Linked DNA regions of Homo sapiens: region 2 is linked to region 1. A link is a loop called in an ENCODE intact Hi-C map of the cell type or tissue named here. Cell type or tissue: B cell. All regions are shown on one strand. Each heading gives the region's core, and the rest is flanking DNA. Links, peaks and the distances in the headings are about the cores only.

Evidence for each region. Hi-C counts contacts between places; a loop is a spot of excess contacts. Peaks named below come from ENCODE experiments on the same cell type or tissue, not always from the same donor. Only the 100,000 strongest peaks of a DNase experiment are listed, where the experiment ranks them.
Region 2: a loop joins it to region 1, with 1.8 times the contacts of the local background. A loop is called at or near these places in 2 of 110 quality-filtered maps.

Annotation. Positions count from the first base shown.
Region 1 is chr10:23,462,515-23,467,898 of GRCh38, forward strand. No RefSeq gene overlaps it. Among named protein-coding and RNA genes, the nearest start is that of OTUD1, 26 kb to the left of the region's middle. In B cell, for the core only: no CTCF peak of the experiment used is centred there; no DNase peak of the experiment used is centred there.
Region 2 is chr10:23,411,461-23,416,844 of GRCh38, forward strand. No RefSeq gene overlaps it. Among named protein-coding and RNA genes, the nearest start is that of OTUD1, 25 kb to the right of the region's middle. RefSeq lists silencers at 786-986, 986-1,186. In B cell, for the core only: no CTCF peak of the experiment used is centred there; a DNase peak (open chromatin) is centred at 2,481.

The DNA.
Region 1 (5,384 bases), core at 314-5,313:
AGTCCAGTTTGTGACTAAAGTGTTTCAGAGATAGAACATAGATATACTGGTTGAGGCCGGTCACAGTGGCTCATGCCTGTAATCCCAGCACTTTGGGAGGCTGAGGCTAGCAGATCACTTGAGGCCAGGAGTTTGAGACCAGCATAGCCAACGTGACAAAACCCCATCTCTACTAAAAATACAAAAATTAGCTGGGCTTGGTGGTGCACACCTGTAATCCCAGCTACTCGGGAGGCTGAGGCAGGAGAATTGCTTGAACCCAGGAGGTAGAGGTTGCAGTGAGCAGAGATTGCATCACTGCACTCCAGCCTGGGTGAAACCGTGTCTCTAAAAAAAAAAAAAAAAAAAAAAAATTGGTTGAGAGGAAGGATTGGGCAAAAGATTTCTGAGAGCTCAATGACAGTCATCTTCAGATTGTAAGGTCCCACAGAATGTCCACAAGGCCATCTTGTGCAGTCATCCAAGTTGTATCTATGGACTAAGATGGGAATAGGGCTCCCTAAAGTGATGCAGTGCACAACCTACACAACTGGATGTGGCAGCCCAAGGAATGCAAAAAGACTCATGCTTTCAACTAGGAATTTTAGAGTACTAGGGATAGAAAAAATAGTCTCAAAGCTTTCAGAGAGGAAAAATAAGTCATATCCAGAACCTTAAGAAAAACAATGGCATCAGACTTCTCAACAGAAACATTATAGCCAGAAGACCATGGAACAATCCTTTGCAAAATGTTCAGGGAAAATGATTTATAATCCTTGATTCTATACCCAGCTATCTCCCTTGGTACTCTTAATTGTAAACAGCAGAATCCATGCAGTTAGTTTAAGCAGATAGGAAATTTATTGATCTCGGACTTCTTAGGTTGTTCATGGACTTTTCTTTTTTTTCTTTTCTAACGTATAGGAAAAATTTAACCAGGTTGGTGAGTACTAGTGAAAAAATAATGAATAGCAAAAATGAATAAAGCCCTCATTCACCCTGGGGGTTATTTTCTTCGAATTTGAAATAATCGTTAGTAAGAAAATTTCTTATAGTAATCTGTGATAAATACATTTTAAACTGTAAGCTTTGTAAAAAAATTATGTTAAAAATGTTGGCTTGAGGCTGGGTGCCATGGCTCACATCTGTAATCTCAGGATTTTGGGAGGCCGTGGTAGGAAGATTGCTTGAGGCCAGGAGTTTGAAACCAGCTGGGGCAACCAGCAAGACTCTACAAAAAATAAAAAGTAAAAAAATTAGCCAGGTGTGGTGGCATGTGCCTGTAATCCTAGCTACTTGAGAGGCTGAGGCAGGAGGGTTGCTTGAGCCCAGGAATTGGAGGCTATAGTGAACTATGATCACACCAATGCACTCCAGTCTAGGCAACAAAGCAAGACCCTGTCTCTAAAAATTAATTTAAAAAAAAAATTGACTTGAGTAAAAAGTTTGAGTCAGCACACAATTCCGTTAGGTACCAATAGTTTAAATTCACTAAATTGAATTTGGGAGGAAAGAAAAGCCTCTCTTAATCTACTCTATATACCTTATCAAGTTTTCTTTAAATTTCAGCATATCAACATTTAAACATAATAGAGAATGGATTTTGGAGAAAGAGAAATTACAACATTGTGAAAGTTAACTTACACAGTTTTACACGTAACTCTTTGCACCGAGGGCATTTTATCCCTATATGAGAGAGTACTATTTTTGAAGTCTTTGCCTCAGTTTTTATGAACTACTTAATTTATGCCCGTTTCTTGTGGCCTATAAAATATATTTCATCCTTTTATTTCTTTGCCTTTTTTTTTAAGAGTTAGCCATATTAGGCTTTAGTTTGTTTGTTTGTTTGTTTTTTGAAGACCTTCCCTTACACAGTAACTATTTTTTTAAAAATCTCCTTAAATAATGGTAAGATTTATTTTCTTTGTGTGTGTTTTTTTTTTTTTTTTTGTATGTGTGTGTGTGTGTGTGTGTGTGTTTTTTATTGAGACAGAGTCTCACTCTGTCACCCAGGCTGGAGTGCAGTGGTGCAATCTCAGCTCACTACAACCTCTGCCTCCTGGGTTCAAATGATTCTTGTGTCTCAGCCTCCTGAGTAGCTGCGATTTCAGGCGCGTTCCACCATACCTGGCTAATTTTTGTATTTTTAGTAGAGACGGGATTTCGCCATGTTGGCCAGGCTGGTTGCTTCGGCCTTCCAAAGTGCTGGGATTACAGGTGTGAGCCACTGCATCCAGCCAAGATTTATTTTCAAATCAGAGGATTTTCAACTTGAAAATAAGCCATTGCCAAAGGTATCTATGAGCTGAGCCTGATATCTAAACTTTTCTTTTTCTTTTCTTTTTTTTTTTTTTTTTTTGCTTTTTGCTATCTCAAAGTCATCAGAATGAAGGATTTTTCCTTTTAATGATGCATTTCCTGGGCTGATTAGAGTGTGGTGAAGCTCTGTGACTCTCCGTTGATACAATAGAACACATTAATGTAAATTTGCCTCATTGTTCTGTATGTGTTTGCTGATTCTGTGCACTTGAACCATTCAGATTATATTGATAAGAATATTATATTTTGAAGGTAGGGAATTAAATGATCGTTTCTAATTATGTTAAAATATGTAAGCATTTGGATTTACTTTCGGTGTACATTAAAAATCTCTGAGGTTGAACATGGTGGCCCACGCCTGTAATCTCAGCGCTTTGGGAGGCCAAGCTGGGGAGATTGTTTGAAGCCAGGCATTTGGGACAAGCCTGGGCAAGATAGTGAGACCTCGTTTCCACAAAAAATAAAAATAAATTGCCAGGTGTGATGGCACCCGCCTGTAGTCCCAGCTACTTGGGAGGCTGAAGTGGGAGGACTGCTTGAGCCCAGGAGTTCAAGGTTGCAATTAACTATGATTGCATCACTGCACTCCAGCCTGGGCAACAGAGTGAGACCCTGTCTCAAAAAAAGAAAAAAATCTCTGGGAAACAGGACTATTTTTTTTTTTCATTTGCCTTTGAGAGATAATCTAGCTGACTGATAATACATGTGAACTTGGAGTTTCAGACTGATTGAGACACGGTAAGATTTGGGCTAGCCTTATAAACAAAATGGGAACAAAGGAAATTATGGATGACACCTCTTACCGGATCATGAAAATATATCATGGTTTGATTGAGAGCTCAGTGTGAGCCTTTAGCATGATTTGGAGAGTCTGCTTCTAGAATCTGGAAAACTCTTTCACATGCCTGACCAGTGTAAATAAGTATTTGTTAAGTAAGTGACAGGTAAAATAAATAAATAAATAAATCTAGAAAAATAGTCTATGTTTTCAAAGTAATTATATATTTTCCCTTAAAATCTTTGACTTTTCTAAATGTAAGTTTAAGTAACACTCTTACGTTATTCTTGGATTTGCCCAAGTAGAATTAAAGGCTTTATCTGCAGTCTATTTTTGTATCATGATAATTTATCCATTGGAAGCAAGTTTGACATTGTGAAGATGAAGCAGTTATCTTCTAATGAGGGTTCCCAGAATAGAATCAGCATATTAATAAGCCTGCCTGTCATTTACCTGAAATCCATTAACTGCTTAATGTTTGTCAACTATTCATAGATCATGCCTGATTAATTACTGACTGTTGACTTCATTAGGCATTGTTAGTAGATCAAAGGGGTAGTAAGCCTAACAAAATAATAAGCAATGGTTGGTCACTTAAATCCCAAAAGCAGATTTTTATCTACTGATTGACTGATTGATTGAGACAAGGTCTTACTCTGTTGCCTAGGCTGGAGTTTAGTGGTGCAGTCATAGCTCACTGTAAGCTTGAACTCCTGGTCTCAAGCAATCCCCCCACCTCAGCCTCCTGAGTAGCTGAGACTACAGTTCACACCACCATGCCCAGCTAATTCTTTATTTTAATTTTTATTAGAGATGAGGTCTTGCTGTGTTGCCCAGGCTGGTCTTGATTCCTAGGCTCAAGGGATCTTCCTGCCTCCTCCCAAAGTTGCTGGGATTATAGACATGAGCCACTGCACTTGGCCTAAAAGCAGATTTTTTAAAATCTACCCATTTGCACACTGACCAAAAGCAGGTTCTTTTAAAAATACCTTTTGTATGAATTTAAGAGAATCTCTAATTCATATAATTATTAACTAACAATCAAATCTGTTATTACCGGAACAGCTACTACTGCTTGATTGAGTTTAATAGGAATCAGTCAACTGATGATCCTCTGTACAAATACCTCTCTTCTAGCTATTTTGAAATATATAACTAGTATATTTAGCATATACTAGTTGGCTAATTATTATAGATATAATTGTAGGGTTTTGTCTTATTAGTTGTCAGTCAACCAAGGAAGAAAAAGTAAGAGTCTTTTACAAAAAGCCTATGGGAGTGGGTAGGATGAAGCTGAACTTTCTTTTTTTGAACACAGCCGATATAGAGCTCCATAAGAAACATGTTTGCCTGTATCAGTTACCAATTAGTTGCCATCCAGATGAATACACAATGTGATACATTTGTTACATTTTAGCAATATGGTTTTTGTGAAGCCAGTATGTATCTTAAACATTAAGAAAGGCATTATTCATTTATTAATTGATACGGTTTGGCTGTGTCCCCACCCAAATCTCATCTTGAACTGTAGCTCCCATAATCCCTGAGTGTCATGGGAGGGATCTGGTGGGAGGTAATTGAATCATAGGGGCAGGTTTTTCCCCATGCTGTTCTCATGAGGAAGTCTCATGAGATCTGGTGGTTTTATAAAGGGCAGTTCCCCTGCACACACCCTCTTGCCTACTGCCATATAAGACGTATACTTGCTCTTCATTCACTTTCTACCATGATTGTGAGGCCTCCCCAGCCAATTGGAAATGTGAGTCTATGAAATCTCTTTCCTTTATAAATTACCCGATCTCGGGTATGTCTTTATTAGCAGCATGAGAACCAGACAAACACATCCATTCAACAAATATTTATGTGCTGAGGTATTAGGTGAAGTTGGAGATGTGGGCAGGGGCCAGGTTCTGTAGGGTCCTATAGGTCATGACAAGGAGTTTGGACATTATTGTTATCAAACTTGGTGAAGTGTCTTAAATAAACAAATAAAACATTTGTTTTGCTGTCTAAAAATATCACCGTGCTGGGCCAGGAATATGCTGCAGTAAGGCAAGAGTTAAGGGGTTATTGCAATAGTCAGGGCAAGAAAGAATGGTGGCTTGAATCAGGGTAAATGTGGTGGCAAGGGAGAAAAGTCAGCAGGTTCAGGTTGTGTAGGTTGAGAAACTAGCAGCTGAGTGAACAGAGAACCTGAACTCCATCTGATACCTACATGTGTTTTTCTTAGATGAAAGACAATGTTATAATGACTGCTAAGGTAGAGAACACACATTTATATACCCCTTTTAAAAACTGTTACTTTATA
Region 2 (5,384 bases), core at 232-5,231, 51 kb before region 1:
TGGAGGTTGCAGTGAACCGAGATTGCACCATTGCACTCCAGCCTGGGCTACAGAGCAAGACTCCATCTCAAATAACAACAACAACAACAACAACAACAACAATAATAATAATAATAATAATATTTCTGGGCTGGGCACGGTGGCTCACACCTGTAATCCCAGCACTTTGGGAGGCAGAGGCGGGTGGATCACTTGAGGCCAGGAGTTCGAGACCTACCTGGCCAACGTGGTGAGACCCTGTCTCTACTAAAAATATAAAAATTAGCCAGGTGTGGTGGCAACATGCCTGTAATCTTAGCCACTCAGGAGGCTGAGGCAGGAAAATCGCTGGAACCCGGAAGGCAGAGGTTGCAGTGTGCCAAGATCATGCCACTGAACTCCAGCCTGGGCAACAGAGCGAGACGTTGTCTCAAAAAAATAAATAAATAAAATAAAATAAAAAATAAATAAATAAAAATTTCCAGAGCTAACATTAATCAGATAATTTCTCAAGCAGTGGATTGAGAAAAAGTTGACTCCCTTCTCTGCCTGCCATTTTTTTTAAGCTTGTTTGTTTTTAAATAAAGGTCATTTGATCTTGCTTTTATTATTGAGTAAATAGAGATCCACTAGAGTGCCTTTCTCCCTAGCGGGTTTTTCAGTAATATGAAAACTGCTGTGTGGCTAAAACCTTGCTTCTTGGGACGAGTATTTTTTTAAGTATCAAATAATGACCGATAGAATTTAGTGATATACTAAGAATATTCTGCCTTTGTCTTTGCTATCATACTCAGAAAGAATCCATTAGACTAATCAATATAATGTTATGGTTGCCAAGTTGCAAAGTACCATATCCCTAAGGTTGATGCGAAGCGACCACAGTTTTAGCAATGCTTCTTGACTCATCTTTTATCTCTGAGTCATTTGTCACCACCCAAACTCTTGCCAAAGTTAATCCCCTTCTGAGAAAATGCCCAAGTAAATGATACAGTGTGGTATTTTTGAGTCTCTGATCTCACTTCAAGAGCCAGAGATGGAGAAAAATCTCTGTCTGGAAAAAACAAAAAGGAAAAGGAAAATCACAGTCAAAAGGAAGCCCTGCAGAAAAAGAGAAGTTGCTATTTTCCATCAACTATTTTGAGATCATTTGTTTCCCTATCCCTGTGTTCTTTTGTTTTCTAAGCTTAGCTCTGGAGGAGCATGAGTGCCTAGAATGGGAAGGAGAGATCACATTCAGATTTAAAAGAAAAATAGAGGCCGGGCACGGTGGCTCACACCTGTAATCCCAGCACTTTGGGAGGACGAGGTGGGTGGATCAGCTGAGGTCGGGAGTTCGAGAACAGCCTGACCAACATGGAGAAACCCCGTCTCTATTAAAATTACAACATTAGCAGAGTGTGGTGGTGCTGAGGCAGCAGAATTGCTTGAACTCGGGAGGCGGAGGTTGTAGTGAACCGAGATCACCCCATTGCACTCCAGCCTGGGCAACAAGAGTGAAACTCCATCTCAAAAAAAAAAAAAAAAAAGAAACAAACAAAACAAAAAGAAAAGAAAAGAAAGAAATAAATGTTTGAGATGATGGATATGTTAATTACCCGGATCAGATCACTGTACATTGTTTGTATTGCAATATTACTATGTACCCTATAAATATGTACAATTATTACATGTCAATTTCAAAAGTTAGAGAAACAGGAAAAAAAGCAATAGAGCCAGTTAAAGGAAAGTGCCACATTTTGAGGAAGGAGGTAGGAGAATGAAAAAGTTTTGGAGACAAGAGTGTGTTGTGTCATGGAGAAAGAAATGACAGAGAAGAGACCAAGAGGAAAGAGGAAAAGGATGAGAGGGTGATGGAGCCTGAGAGAGTAGAGACTTGTTCTAGTCAGTACTTCAACTGAGCATAATATGCCTCTTCATTCTTTTTTAACAGCTTTATTAAGATATCACTCACAGGGCCGGGCGTGGTGGCTCACACCTGTAATCTCAGCACTTTGGGAGGCTGAGGGGGGCAGATCACCTGAGGTCAGGAGTTCAAGACCACCCTGGCCAACATGGATGAAACCCCGTCTCTACTAAAAATACAAAAAATTAGCTGGTCATGGTGGCAGGTGCCTGTAATCCCAGCTGCTCAGGAGGCTGAGGCAGGAGAATCGCTTGAACCTGGGAGGCAGAGGTTGCAGTGAGCTGAGATCGCGCCACTGCACTCCATCCTGGGTGACAAGAGCGAAACTCCATCTCAAAAAAAAAAAAAAGATATCACTCACATGCCATGAAGTCTACCAGTTAAAGGCGTCTATTCAATGTTGTAAAATATATTTACAGCATTGTGCAACCATCACCATAATCTAATTTTAGAACATTTCTATTGTCCTAAAAAGAAAACTTGTACCTATTAGCAATCACTTCTCACTTCCCCATTCTCCCTCCAGTCCTAGGCAACTGCTAAATCTATTTTCTGTCTCTTGTAGATTTGACTATTCTGAACATTTCATGGAAATCAGATCTTACATTTGTGGTTATTTTTGACTGACTTCTTTCACTTAGGTCAATGGTTTTGAGGTTCATCTATGTTGTAACCTACATCACTACTTATTCTATTGCTAATTTTCCATCGTGTTTTATGTCACACTTTATTTATCCATTCATCAGCTGATGGATATTTGAGTTGCTTTCAGTTTCTGAGTTTTATAAATAATGCTGCTATGAACATTTGTGTCTGATTTTTTGTGTGTACATGTTTTCACTTCTCTTGTGTGTATAGCTAGGAGTGAAATTCTTATGTCAGGCTGGGTGCGGTGGCTCACGCCTGTAATCCCAACACTTTGGGAGGCCGAGGTGGGCAGATCACCTGAGGTCAGGAGTTTGGGATCAGCCTTGCCAACATGACGAAACCCTCTCTCTACTAAAAATATAAAAATTAGCTGGGCATGGTGGGTGCCCGCTTGTAATCCCAGCTACTCAAGAGACTGAGGCAGGAGAATCGCTTGAACCCGGGAGGCAGAGGTTGCAGTGAACCGAGATCACACCACTGTACTCCAGCCTGGGAGACAGAGTGAAACTCTGCCTCAAAAAAAAGAAAAAGAAATTCTTATGTCATATGGTAACTCTCTATTTATCCTTTTGAGGAACTACCAAATTGTTTTCCAAAGTGGCTGTACCACTTCGCATTCCCACCTGTACTATATAAGAGTTCTAATTTCTTTACATACTGGCCAGCACTTCTTATTGTCTTGTTTCTTAGACTTTATTGAGACATAATTCACATACAATACAATTCACCCACTAAACATGTTTAGTATATTCGCAGAGTTATCAACCACCACCATAACCAATTTTAGAACATTTTCATCATCCCAAAAAGAAACCTGTACTCATTAGAAATCACTTTCCATTTCCCCCAACTTTTCCATTCCCCAGCCCCAGGCAACCAACTAACCTACTTTCCCTCTCTACAGACTTTTAATTATGGGCTTTTGATTATAGGCAGTTGAATGGGTAAGACACGGTAGCTTCTGGTTTTCATTCACATTTCCATAGAGATTAATGGTGCTAAGCATCTTTTCATGTGCATATTAGCCACTCATACATTTCCTTTGGAAAAATGTTTCTTAAGATCTCTTGCCTATTTTTAAAATTTGGGTTGTCTTTTTGGTTTTTGTTTGTTTGATTCTGTGTGTTTTTTGAGACAGGGTCTCACTCTGTTGCCCTGGCTGGAGTGCAGTGGTGCTATCACAACTCATTACAGTCTCAACCTCTCCAGGCTCAGCTGATCCTCCCACTTCAGCTTCCCAAATAGCTGGGACTACAAGCTTGTGCCACCATGTCTGGCCAAACTGCTTTATTTTTTGTAGAGATGGAGTCACACCATATTGCTCAGAGTGGTTTCTCACACCTGGGCTCAAGCAATCCTCCCACCTCAGCTCCCCAAGTAGCTGGGGCTACAGGCATGCACCACCACCCCCGGCTAATTTTTATATTTTTGTAGAGATGGGATCTCACTATGTTGCCTAGGCTGGTTTTAAACTCCTGGGCTCAAGAGATCCACCCACCTTGGCCTTCCAATGTGTAGGGACTATGAGTGTGAGCTACCTTGCCCAGCAATCTTCTTTTTGAGTTGTAAGAGTTCTTTATACATTTTGGATAAATTCCTTATCAAATTTAATTTGCAAACATTTTCTCCCATTCTGTGGACTTTCTTTTCACTTAGTAATGTATTCTTTTGACACTCCTTATTATTCCTGGCAACTCCACCTCTTCAGTCCAGCTTGAAGCCACATCTGCAGGTCTGACTCTCCTCTTATTCCTCAAACTTCAGCATCCTTACTTGCAACCCTTCCTATTTATTTTATTTTATTTTTTTCAGGTAGGCAGTCTAATAGTCAATTTCCACTTTCTTATACCTCTTTTTCTCCAAAAACAAGTAGTACTGACAAATTCACCTGCTCTAAACCCTTGGATGCCTTTAGAAATTAGGAGCTCAGAGTGCAGTGTGGAGGTCCACAGTCTAAAAACAGCAAGGCTCCTTTATTTGTAACACGGAATGTATTCAATTTTCTACTTGGGAAAAGATTGTAGATCTTTGGTCCAAAAACATCATCAGAAGGCTGAGGGCCCTTTTCTCCTTTTTATGCTTTAATTTTGAACTAAATCATTATTTGAGTACTTCTAACATTTAAAAAAAAAATCAACGACACTGAATAATTTTTACCACCAAAGAATAGAAATATAACCAGGCATATATGGTATATATATAAGTTAATTTAAAGATTTCTAAATTAGATATGATGCAGTTGGCTGGGCGCTGTGGCTCACGCCTGTAATCCCAGCACTTTGGGAGGACGAGGTGGGTGGATCACGAGGTCGCGAGATCGAGACCATCCTGGCTAAAACAGTGAAACCTCATCTCTACTAAAAATACAAAAAAATTAGCTGGGCCTGGTGGCGGGCACCTGTAGTGCCAGCTACTCGGAGAGGCTGAGGCAGGAGAATGGTGTGAACCCGGGAGGCAGAGCTTGCAGTGAGCTGAGATTGTGCCACTGCACTCCAGCCTGGGCGACAGAGCAAGACTCCGTCTCAAAAAAATAAATAAATAAATAAATAAAAATAAGAATAATAAAAAAAGATATGATGCAGTTAATCATACTAATTACTAATCTGATTCTCCTCTTATGCTTCAAACTTCAGCATCGTTACTTGCAACTCTTCCTATTCATTTTATTTTATTTTTTGCAGACTAATAGTCCATTCCCACTTCCTTATTTATCTGCCCTATGTAGTTCTAAACATACCTACAAATATATGTCTCTCCCCTGTGACAAGATACATTTAAATAAAGTTACTTTATTAATAAAAAAATTAATTAGGGATACTATGATTATAATATTTAGGAAAGAGGGAAACTAACT